Regions from separate parts of the Homo sapiens genome. Here region 1 is linked to region 2. The links are chromatin contacts, found by Hi-C in ENCODE. All regions are on one chromosome and are shown on one strand. The core of a region is the stretch at or near the end of the contact, and the rest is flanking DNA. Distances in the headings are between cores, read along the strand shown. Region 1 has its middle 96 kb from the start of DDIT4L-AS1. Region 2 overlaps EMCN (endomucin).

Region 1 (4,865 bases), core at 1,820-4,319, 320 kb after region 2:
TCATATAATAACTTCCTCTCTATGAAAATGTTGTACAAGCAACTGTTTATTCTCTTATTCCTAGTCTCACCTCATGCCAAACAAGGGTGTGGGCAAAACAGCAGGCTCAGGATCCAAGACAACATAACAATTTTCTGACAGATCCTGAAAACAAGTAAGATATATTCTGGTAGATTTTGCTAACCACCCAAAGTGTCTAAAGTGGGAAAGAAAACAAAATAAAACAAAAAAAAAGGAGAGACTGTGGGTATGTGTCATTCATTCATATTTTGTAAGTTGCCCTACTGTTTGTTTTGTCAGCTATTTTTAATAATAATAAGCAAAACAGAAAAACAGAGTCACAAATAGAAGATGCATATTTAGGGTCTCTAGCTAAGCAACAGGAGATGACAAAGTAAGAAACAAGGTCAGATTCTCCTGAAACCCAGAAAGGGTTGACTCATACAAGGGCCTCATTGTGTACCTCTCTGACTTCCACCAGAGGGAGCGTGTTCTGTGCGAGCGAGCACGTCTGCGTTTGCTAATTATCCTCACAGGACAGCGGGGACTGGAAGGTGGAAAGAACACAGGCAAAGCTGGCTTTGATCCTGGTTTCATCACTTTCTTGCAACATAAACCTCAGTTTCCTCAGTCAACTTTCTTTCCTCTGTGAAAATTAAAAGATAAAACTTTCCTTGCAGATAATTTGGTGAAAATTAAGAGATGATAAGCGTGAAGAGACTGGCTCACAGTGGACACTCAATAACTTGCAGCTACTATTAATATTACTTTTGTTAACCCTAAGCCAAGGCCACCACTCTTTAACCCATAACCATATGCCCCAGTGAAAAAGCACAGTGAGACCACCAGTGTTAGCAAATCTTCCCAACAACTCAAGAAACCATCAAAACTCATGAGCTGTAGGAGGGTAGGCAAATACTAACTTCTTTAAGTTTTTTCCTCATACACATCAGGATAATAACATCAAACTTCTAAGGATTCAAGAGAAATTATTTTAGATTTCAGTTCGGGTTAGAACCTGGCACATAAGAAGGCTCAATAAATGGTAAATGTTGTTATTACCATTCCTCTTTTTCAAATTTTAAAAGTGAGAATAGATTGACATTGTTCTTTTCAAGAGGCTGAATTTTCAGACATCTTCTCTACCAAATGATGTCACCCCCTGTCTCCCATGAGCACAGATGAAATTAAGACCCCACCTTTGAATGTTCCTTTTCAGATCTTCTTTTTCCTTTCCTTACTTTGTTTTCCTTTGAAAGTGGCCATTGATGTTTTTAAAAAGGGTTCTACTAGTTTATCCGTTGTATCTATTTTAAGGCACTGTTGGGTGGGGAGATGGTAACGTGAGCACAAATAAATTACATCATTATCATTTTCTCCTACGTTGACCATGGTTAAGGTTTTAGTCATGCGCAAGTGACTTAAAATTACATAATATGTATTTTGGCAATCCATCCTTGCTGTAGTTCAGCTCCCTGAATTTCAGAAGAAATGGGCCACTTAATAAGCCTCATCCAAGGGACTTCAGAGTCATTTCACCTTCATAAATCCTTGGAATTTCTACATGATAAAACTAGATTATGCAGAAGGTGTAATACATGAGGATGAGGCATATTTCCAGCAAATACGTAAGCACTGGGAGACTAATAATAGCCAAACACCTTACTCTACTAACAATTAGGAGGAATATAAGAAGAGGGTGCTTTGGTGTTTGAAGCGTCTAAGCCTTGGTTTCTTATTTTACACTTTCGTTTGGAGGGCAGATTGTTTTGAGTCAACATAAAGTGACTTCAGCTGAAGGGAGACTGGGATGTTCACAGTGGGCCTATAAACATTTTTAAAAACATCATTCAACGTTGATTCTGCCTTCACGGAGAGCCTACACTACACCAGGCACTGGGTTGGGCACTGTGACAGGGCTGATTCAAATAAACCCTTATGATATTTCCCTGTTGCTAAACTTCCAGAGTATTGACTGGCAATTTTTGGCCAACCTTCAAGCCTGATACATTCTTCTTTATTTGTCAATCTACCCTTTTGGTAATGTGGTAAAGAATCAAGTGTTTCTCTTCAGCAGCAATTCATCAGATAATTGCTCACTTTATTTAGTTGATGTGGACACAGCCAATCTATGTCATTCTGGTCAAAATAATACATTTGCCCTAACATTAGTGTTTTTTGTTTGTTTGTTTGTTTTTACTCTGAATTAAGCACATGAGGCCCTCAACAGAACCTGCATTAGACATAGCACCTGGTGGACAAAATATCCCTAATAAGCATTTGCTTGATTACATTCAGGCTTTAATTTTATTATCTAGAAAAGTGCTATTTCACCTTTATAGGTTTGGATTTGGTTATGTACTTTAAAAGCTTCAGGTAAAACAATGAGTAGATTCCTTTGTGAGAGCCCTCACAGTAAAACCAGAAGGCTGAAGGATACTGAGAGCATAGCCTGGATTGCGGATCCTAATTGACCAGTGCTGTGGTCTTACCTGGGTCATTTATCAGCTGTAAACAGTAGGCAAATTGTTTAATCTGAATGTCTCCTTCCTAATATTAGCATTTAGAACAATAATTCCAACTGGATGAGGTTATTTTTGAGATTTAATAATATAATAAATGTAAAGCCCATGGCATATATCAGACTTTTAATACATGTTTATTTCCTTTTTTCCCTCTCTCCTAGCAAAAATTTAACTTTGTCTTGAAGCTTGCCAAATAAGAAGGCCCCCAAAGTTGCTTGCTCTTGCAAGGATTACAGACTCTCATATTCACTCAAGTACTTAAGAAGTGTCAGGCACATTCCAAACTCCAAAGGAAATTAAATGCTGTTCCCCTGCCACCCACTCTGTCCCCCAGGGACCCCAAGCACATTAAAATAACATTAAGGCAATGATTTAAGCTGAAAATTGGGCTGCCAGGGAAAGCACCAGGCCCCAGTTCTCAGAAGCTTAGCTATACCTATGGGCACAACAGGGTGGCTCCCCTGGCTGGCTGACGTCAGAGCTTAAAGTTGTTTTTACCCCTGGCATTTGTGGGAAGGAAAGGGAGGGGTGAGGAGCGCGGGTGCCTCTTGTTCATTAAAAAAGCCTTCTGGGGACCCCTAGTGGCCACCAGCTATCATAGGTTTCTCTGCCAAAAGAAATCATGAGGCCTCAGGAAAACTACCTGGGGCTTCAATTGTATTTGTCTTCGTTCTCTCCTCAGTGATCCAAGTTTTTTCTCGGAAGTTAGTGGTTAAAAGGTAACCACTTTGTAACAGGCCTGTACAGCTCTCAAGTTTAGAAATTGGAGTTACGGGTGGCATAGACATCAAAATGATGGCATCAAATTGAAGGAGAGCTCTGAAATCCTCTTTTAATCCTCACCAGGAAAGCAGAAGGCAGAGCAAGCAGGCTGAAGACTGACAGAGAAGCATTTGCATGTCCTCCATGAGCCCTGATTTTCATGGGAACAGCTGTCTCAGTGACTGCATACAAGGTCCCACTTCTTAGATCTGTTCCCGGAGACGCAAGAGAAGAAGTAGAATAATAAGTCAAGGCTGTCCTGCTCATAAACAAATGTCAGACTCTTGTAGCTGGTGTGTTTCTGCTTCCTGAGTCTTTATTTCCCAAACCCCAGTGAACATAAGCAATAAAGCTATATCATGCTGGGGAATAAATAATAAATGATTCAGCCTCGACTCCAGGCATGTGTGGAGAATAGATATGGACCCAGCAAGGATTTATATACACAAAGCACCACGACACTCCTGGTGAGAAACTTTTCCTTTCGGGGAGAAACTGAGAAAACACAAGTTTGTTTCAAAGTGGAACAGGGGGTGATTTTGGAAACAACATAGTGTTAGTCATTCAGATTAATCTTCAATTCAGCCCTCCAAGCCTCAGTTCTTTCCTCGCAATGATGAGGCCCAAAGCTAACTCCTCTTTCGGCAATTAAAGAAGAGAGTGCAACACCACACTTAACATCCACTAACAGATGAGGTACCAGAAGCTTCAGCGTAGCCTAGAGACAGCACACTAGGCATAGCTATTAAGGACCCACCTTCAGAAATTTGCAATCTTGTGTTGTTAAATTAAATAAGCAGGAGACCATTGGCCTGGGACTGTCTCATATTTTGAGGTCCTACATAACAAACCACAACCTAATCTAGTACATAAACAAGCCAAAACCTAACTTAGGAGTATATTTTCTTCTTGCGAGTAGCCAAGTTTCAACCAATCACAAACAGCTGACCATCAAGCCAATCACAGGGAGCCAACTGATCAGATCATGCTCAAATAAGGCAGATGCCTCAACACGCCGTGGCCCAAAAAGGCAAATGCCTAGCCGAAGCCAATCAGATGATTTTTTTTCTATTTTTCTTCTGTGTTCATCCTATAAAAGCTTACTGCTTACACTGCTGGGTGGAGCTCTTAAAACCTCTTCCGGTTCTGAGTATTGCTCAATTCACGAGTTGTTCTTTGATCAAATAAAGTCTGTTAAACGAATTTGTCTAAAATTCTTCTATAACAATATCTCTGGCTTTCTTGCTGACTGTCCTGCCTTAGTGGTCACTGGAGGTAGAGCTATCACTTGCGGCATTAGCTGCGACAGGAAACATCACCCCAGGCAGCCAGAACAGAAAAGGAAAATGGCAGACAGCACAGGTTTTCAAGGACTAGCTTGTCATTCATGAGTCCTTTGAGCATGCTTTTTGTAGTGGATTCAATGGTTACACCCCAGAAAGATATGTCTATGTCCAATCCCCTGGAACCCATGAACATGATCTTATTTGGAAAAAGGGATTTTGCTGATGTCATTAAATTAAAGGTCTCGAGATGAGATCATTCTGGATTATCCAGGTAAGCCCTAAACTCAATGAC
Region 2 (4,880 bases), core at 1,745-4,244:
TCTCCTAGGCACACCAGAAAATGGAAATGATCAGTAAGTAAGCCCATATCATCTTTTGTTTAGACCCTACCATTTACGTAGTGAAAATTATTGTTACTCTACTTATACTTTTTTGGATTATTTCTAAAGTGTAGAAAATCTACATATTGGCTTTAACTGTTTGTCAGAGCTCTCTCCATTTAACAGAGAAATTCCAAATGTAAGATCATGTTTAATCTTAGAATGGTAAAATGGGAAATAAAAAGATGAAATGGAAAAGTAGAAGAATGAATATAATTATGAGGGAAAATATCATAGAAAAAATACCTAGAGTTTTAAAATAGTTTCCCAGTGAAATTTTTAATATGTTTATCACAGGGAAATTTGTGCTTCTACCTTGAGCCAGTTCTCAGTGCCTTTAAGGTAGATGGCTGTTTTACTTTGACTTGATTAAAATAAAGCAGATTTTAGTAATCCAGGCAACTGTAACAACCAAGGTGCTGCAAAGAGACATGATGAATTGATTTTCATGTCAAAACAAACCCTGTTTTCCTTGTTGACAGGAATTTGTGGTCTACCTTTATATAAGTGTTTTTATGTTTCATAAGGTTGTAAACTTTAGAAATAATGCTAAATTACTATTCATATGACTTAGAGACTCCTCAGATGTCCAAAGGAAATAATTAGAGTTTGAAACTCTTTTGGATAGATGAGAACTCTTGATTAAAATAGGCAGTTCAGATACTATACTACAGTATCTCAGAACTTCAGGAAAAGGAATATCTCCAGAATTCAGCCTAAGCCCAAAAGGCTTGTAAACATTTCTATGTCTTCCTCTCCATAATTCAGAATTGGAGACATGTGCGATATGGACCTTGTGCCAAGTGTTTCACACAACTCAAACTAATTTTTAATTTATCTGACAATCACCACTATAAGAGAGTGGCAGGGATTTATTGGCTTGATTCCAGAAAAAGTAAAAATTGCTAAAAAGTATATGTGTATTTGTATGTGAAAAGACAAAGTTCTTGCCATGGAGATATATATATATATATATGTATGTATACACACACACACACGTATATATATACACACACATTATATATATATATGCATATGTATCTTCGTCATTCTGTTTGTGTCACAATACTTTCACAAACATACAATGCTGATTACTGTGGTGTTAATTTCATGTTTTTTTTTTCAAATAGACCTCAGTCTGATAAAGAGAGCGTGAAGCTTCTTACCGTTAAGACAATTTCTCATGAGTCTGGTAAGTTTCCAGACAAGTTGATTAGATGAAAATTAGTTATTTTAGAATCTAACTATAACCTTGGATTTTGTTCATGTGAAACATAAACAAAAGGCCTAACTTCTTTAGAAATAGCCAATTACTGTCAATAAGTGTAAAATTCTCCCATGAAGGAAAGAAAAATCTTACCAATTTGATAAGATTATTGGACTATGTGGCCTTTAGAGGTTGCTTTCTATAGATGTGTGGATGTGTAGATGGCTGGAGGCATTTCCTATTCTGCAGGAGTGGCAGAAAGATACCAAAATTTGTTAACAAGTTTTTAAATTATTGCTGTTGTTTTGTTTCATTTTGGTGCTGGCTATGTAGTCGCATATGGTCAAAAAGGCAAAAAAACTGGTCATCAGTTAAAATGTAAATCATGTTTTATATCATTTATATACATTTAATTGAGCCTCTCCATAAAGGTAAAATATAATATTCTATTGATGTAATGTGAATTTTTCCAGTTTCTTAGGTATATTCATTTGATTGGAATTGTAAAAGTCTTTCAAAATATAGGTATGATTTGTGTCAAGAACAATGAAAAAATGTGGTGCTAGATAGCTTTTCAAAATTAAAATCATGGATTTTTCTTTCTTTTGAGTAGATTAGACATTTAAACCATTGATATCACGAAACAGATCAATTAAAAACAAATTATTAGTTTTATAAAATAATCTGGCCGGGAGCTATGGCTCATGCCTGTAATCCCAGCACTTTGGGAGGCTGAGGCGGGCAGATCACCTGAGGTCAGGAGTTTGAGACCAGCGTGGCCAAAATGGTGAAACTCTGTCACTACTGAAAAATACAAAAATTAGCTGGGCATGGTGGCGCATGCCTGTAATCCCAGCTACCCTGGAGACTGAGGCAGGAGAAATGCTGGAACCCGGGGGGCGGAAGCTGCAAGATCGTGCCACGGCACTCCAGCCTGGGTGACAAAGGAGCGAGACTTCATAAAAAAAATAAAAATATAGATATAAAAAACCATGTGGGTCTAATTTAAATATCATGTTACATTAATACATTTATAATAACCAATTCCCCAGTTGAATAAGCTATATTATAAATATTTCTGGTGGCTGAAAATAATTTTGTAAAACAGAAAACTATAAATATTGTCCCAAATCAAGAGCAAGATATTAAAGGCTGAAAGTGTTCTCAATTTCATGTATAAATTCAAACTAGAACAAACGGCAAAAGGCAAACAGAAGAGTTGAAGAGCAGGAACAGCTGAAGCCTGCACAGGAATGCTGAAATCCCTCACATGAGCCATCTTATTTTAGGAGAGATCTCCTTTGCTCTTGTATCTCTTCCACTCTTCAATACACATATTTCCTTTATTCCCATACTATACTTTCTCTCAGGAGGAACCATCTGAAGGGGGCAAAGGAGCAAAGTGTACCCATAGAGTGGTTAGAAGCCACTCACAGTTTTCTCCTGGCTATTCACCAGCCTTTACTAAGTAGCCAGGCCTATTTTACCAGGTCAGGGAAAAGGGCAAAAAAAAAAAAAAAAAAAAAAAAAAAAAGTGCTCAAGCAGCCTAATGTGAACCAGTCCTGAGTAAGCACATGAGAGATCCTAAGTGTGACTACACGATTTATCAAGAAAAGACCTCAGAATCTGCCCGTGGCTTGCAAGCAGGCATCACACATACTCCAAACCCTCTGCAGTCATGTTGGCTCTCCAAGTGGTGAGTCAGGGTGCTAAACATACCTGGAAGTGCTCTGTGTAGAAGCTCCTGGCTCTCCTTGTGAGGAGGGTGCTGGGATCAGTTTTCTACCACCCATTTCTGCCAAAGAAATGGGACAACTGACACTAGAATCATGACTTCCAGCAGGGGGAAAGCCTCAGAGAACCTTGTGTTTCTTCGTTGCAAATGTAATAGCAGACTCTAAGGCCTGGGGAAAATTCCGTGTAGGCTCTCTCCCACTCTAGTGGTGACCATAGCAGTAAGTGGAATAGACGATGGCAGACTAGTTAAATAGACCGTTGGCCCACCTAACTTCCTTTTCTTCAAAAATAACTTGTCAGGTCACAGGTCTAAGAGGGAGATATTACCATGGAAATAGTAAGATATATTCTTGGGTACTTTTATTTCTGCCAACTTCAATTTAGAAATTGTATTGCTTTTACCAAAATAACCTCTCAAAGGGCAACCCAGATGATTACCATGGAAAATATTTGGTGATAAGGCAACACTGAAATTGATGATTCAGAGTAGACTTCAGTAGCCCAGAATTTATCATCTAAAATATAATGCTATCCAAATGCTCCTTGTACTACCACAATTTTTATTCAAGTCTATCATTAACAGAACTTGGTGGCTCCCCAAACACTAGCAAACAAATTTCTTCCCACTGCATTTCAAAATGTATTCAAATATCTTTTCTTTATAATGCTATGCTCACTACACTCAAGAGAAGTTACGTTACTAAAATTATTTTTATTTAAGTAACTTCTCTTGCCTAATACTGACATCTTTCCTAAAAAATAAGTAGAAAAAAAAAACTTAAATGGTTAGGTTTGATGTCAGTTCACAAGCTTAACTCAATTTTTCTACTGCTGCCTATATAAAAATTTTTAGAAATTTTTAAAATACAGAAAACAATTGATAGAACAAATATCTGACCACCAGCTACTCAGAATTGATGACTGTTACAATTTACTTTATTTGTTTCAAGACCTAAGAAATACAATGTTAATTAATGAGCATAGAAGGGTAACACAATGAAATTTGAGCTTCAGTGGTCATAAAAATTATTTGAATCTGTCATTGCTTCAGTGTAGAAACCCTGGACATTTTACTATGGTACAGACCAATAAACAATGTTTCCAAGGAAACAGCCCTCTGCAGCCACCCACTTTTAGGGAAAATGCCAAGGGATGCCAAATCTTCTGGTTTTCTAGAAGCCTCAATGAGCCACAGTTAAAGTTCTGGTCATTTTCTCCAGGGAAGAGAGTTCTTTGACCCAAATCCCTCTTTTTCAGTTAGGTCATGGAATAAGTAATATGGTTGATGTTCATCCATCCATACTCCCTTCTTCCTTTAAATATATTCTTCGTTGAATAAGGTCTTCTGCTGAAACTGTAACTCATGCATGTTTAAATTTGGAATTCTCTTAAATGTAAAAGAGAAAGCTTACTAGGGTATAACAAGAAGATGCTTTCAGGAAAAAAAATGGGCATCAAATGTTGCAGATCAAGGAGTCCTTCATAAGAACATATAAGCTACTTCTCAGCTTTAGTAAGCGATCTTGTCAGGTTAAACATCACCATGATTGACTAAAAAATGTATGTGTGACATGCATTTTAAACATGATTCTTATTTATATCATCTCAGACAGTTAATACACATTATCTCACTTTTAATATGTCAAGTCATATAAATTATAAAGAAAAATCTTGAAATTAGAAATATATGACTCTATGGAAGAAGAAAAACATTGCATCACTAAACTTAGCTTCAAGGCATCAGTTGATTTTGAACCATTTAGAGTAAGAAAAATCAGATCTGAATTCATTAGAATATTCCTCTACTTGGAAGACTCTGATAAGTAATAACTTAAGGTTAAGTTCAAACACCTTAGCATGTCTGCAACACCGTCC

What was found. Hi-C counts contacts between places; a loop is a spot of excess contacts on that map. Pooled maps may share reads with other maps.
Region 1: a loop to region 2 is called in a map of gastrocnemius medialis, with 4 times the contacts of the local background. The contact joins two enhancer-like sites. A Hi-C loop is called at or near these places in 25 of 168 maps with a recorded cell type or tissue (A673, B cell, Caco-2 and 16 more), 8 of 37 single-sample maps with no recorded cell type and 26 of 50 pooled maps.

Annotation. Positions count from the first base shown.
Region 1 is chr4:100,091,820-100,096,684 of GRCh38, reverse strand. No RefSeq gene overlaps it. Among named protein-coding and RNA genes, the nearest start is that of DDIT4L-AS1, 96 kb to the left of the region's middle. Within about 2 kb of position 3,069, at least 7 of the 41 ENCODE cell types and tissues checked have a DNase peak (open chromatin) inside an H3K27ac peak, as active enhancers do; they include gastrocnemius medialis and psoas muscle, where a contact is called at or near this core.
Region 2 is chr4:100,412,270-100,417,149 of GRCh38, reverse strand. EMCN (endomucin) reads left to right here. Exons shown (of 12, transcript NM_016242.4): 9 at 9-33; 10 at 1,191-1,252. Among named protein-coding and RNA genes, the nearest start is that of SNORA101A, 19 kb to the right of the region's middle. Within about 2 kb of position 2,994, at least 2 of the 41 ENCODE cell types and tissues checked have a DNase peak (open chromatin) inside an H3K27ac peak, as active enhancers do; they include gastrocnemius medialis and psoas muscle, where a contact is called at or near this core.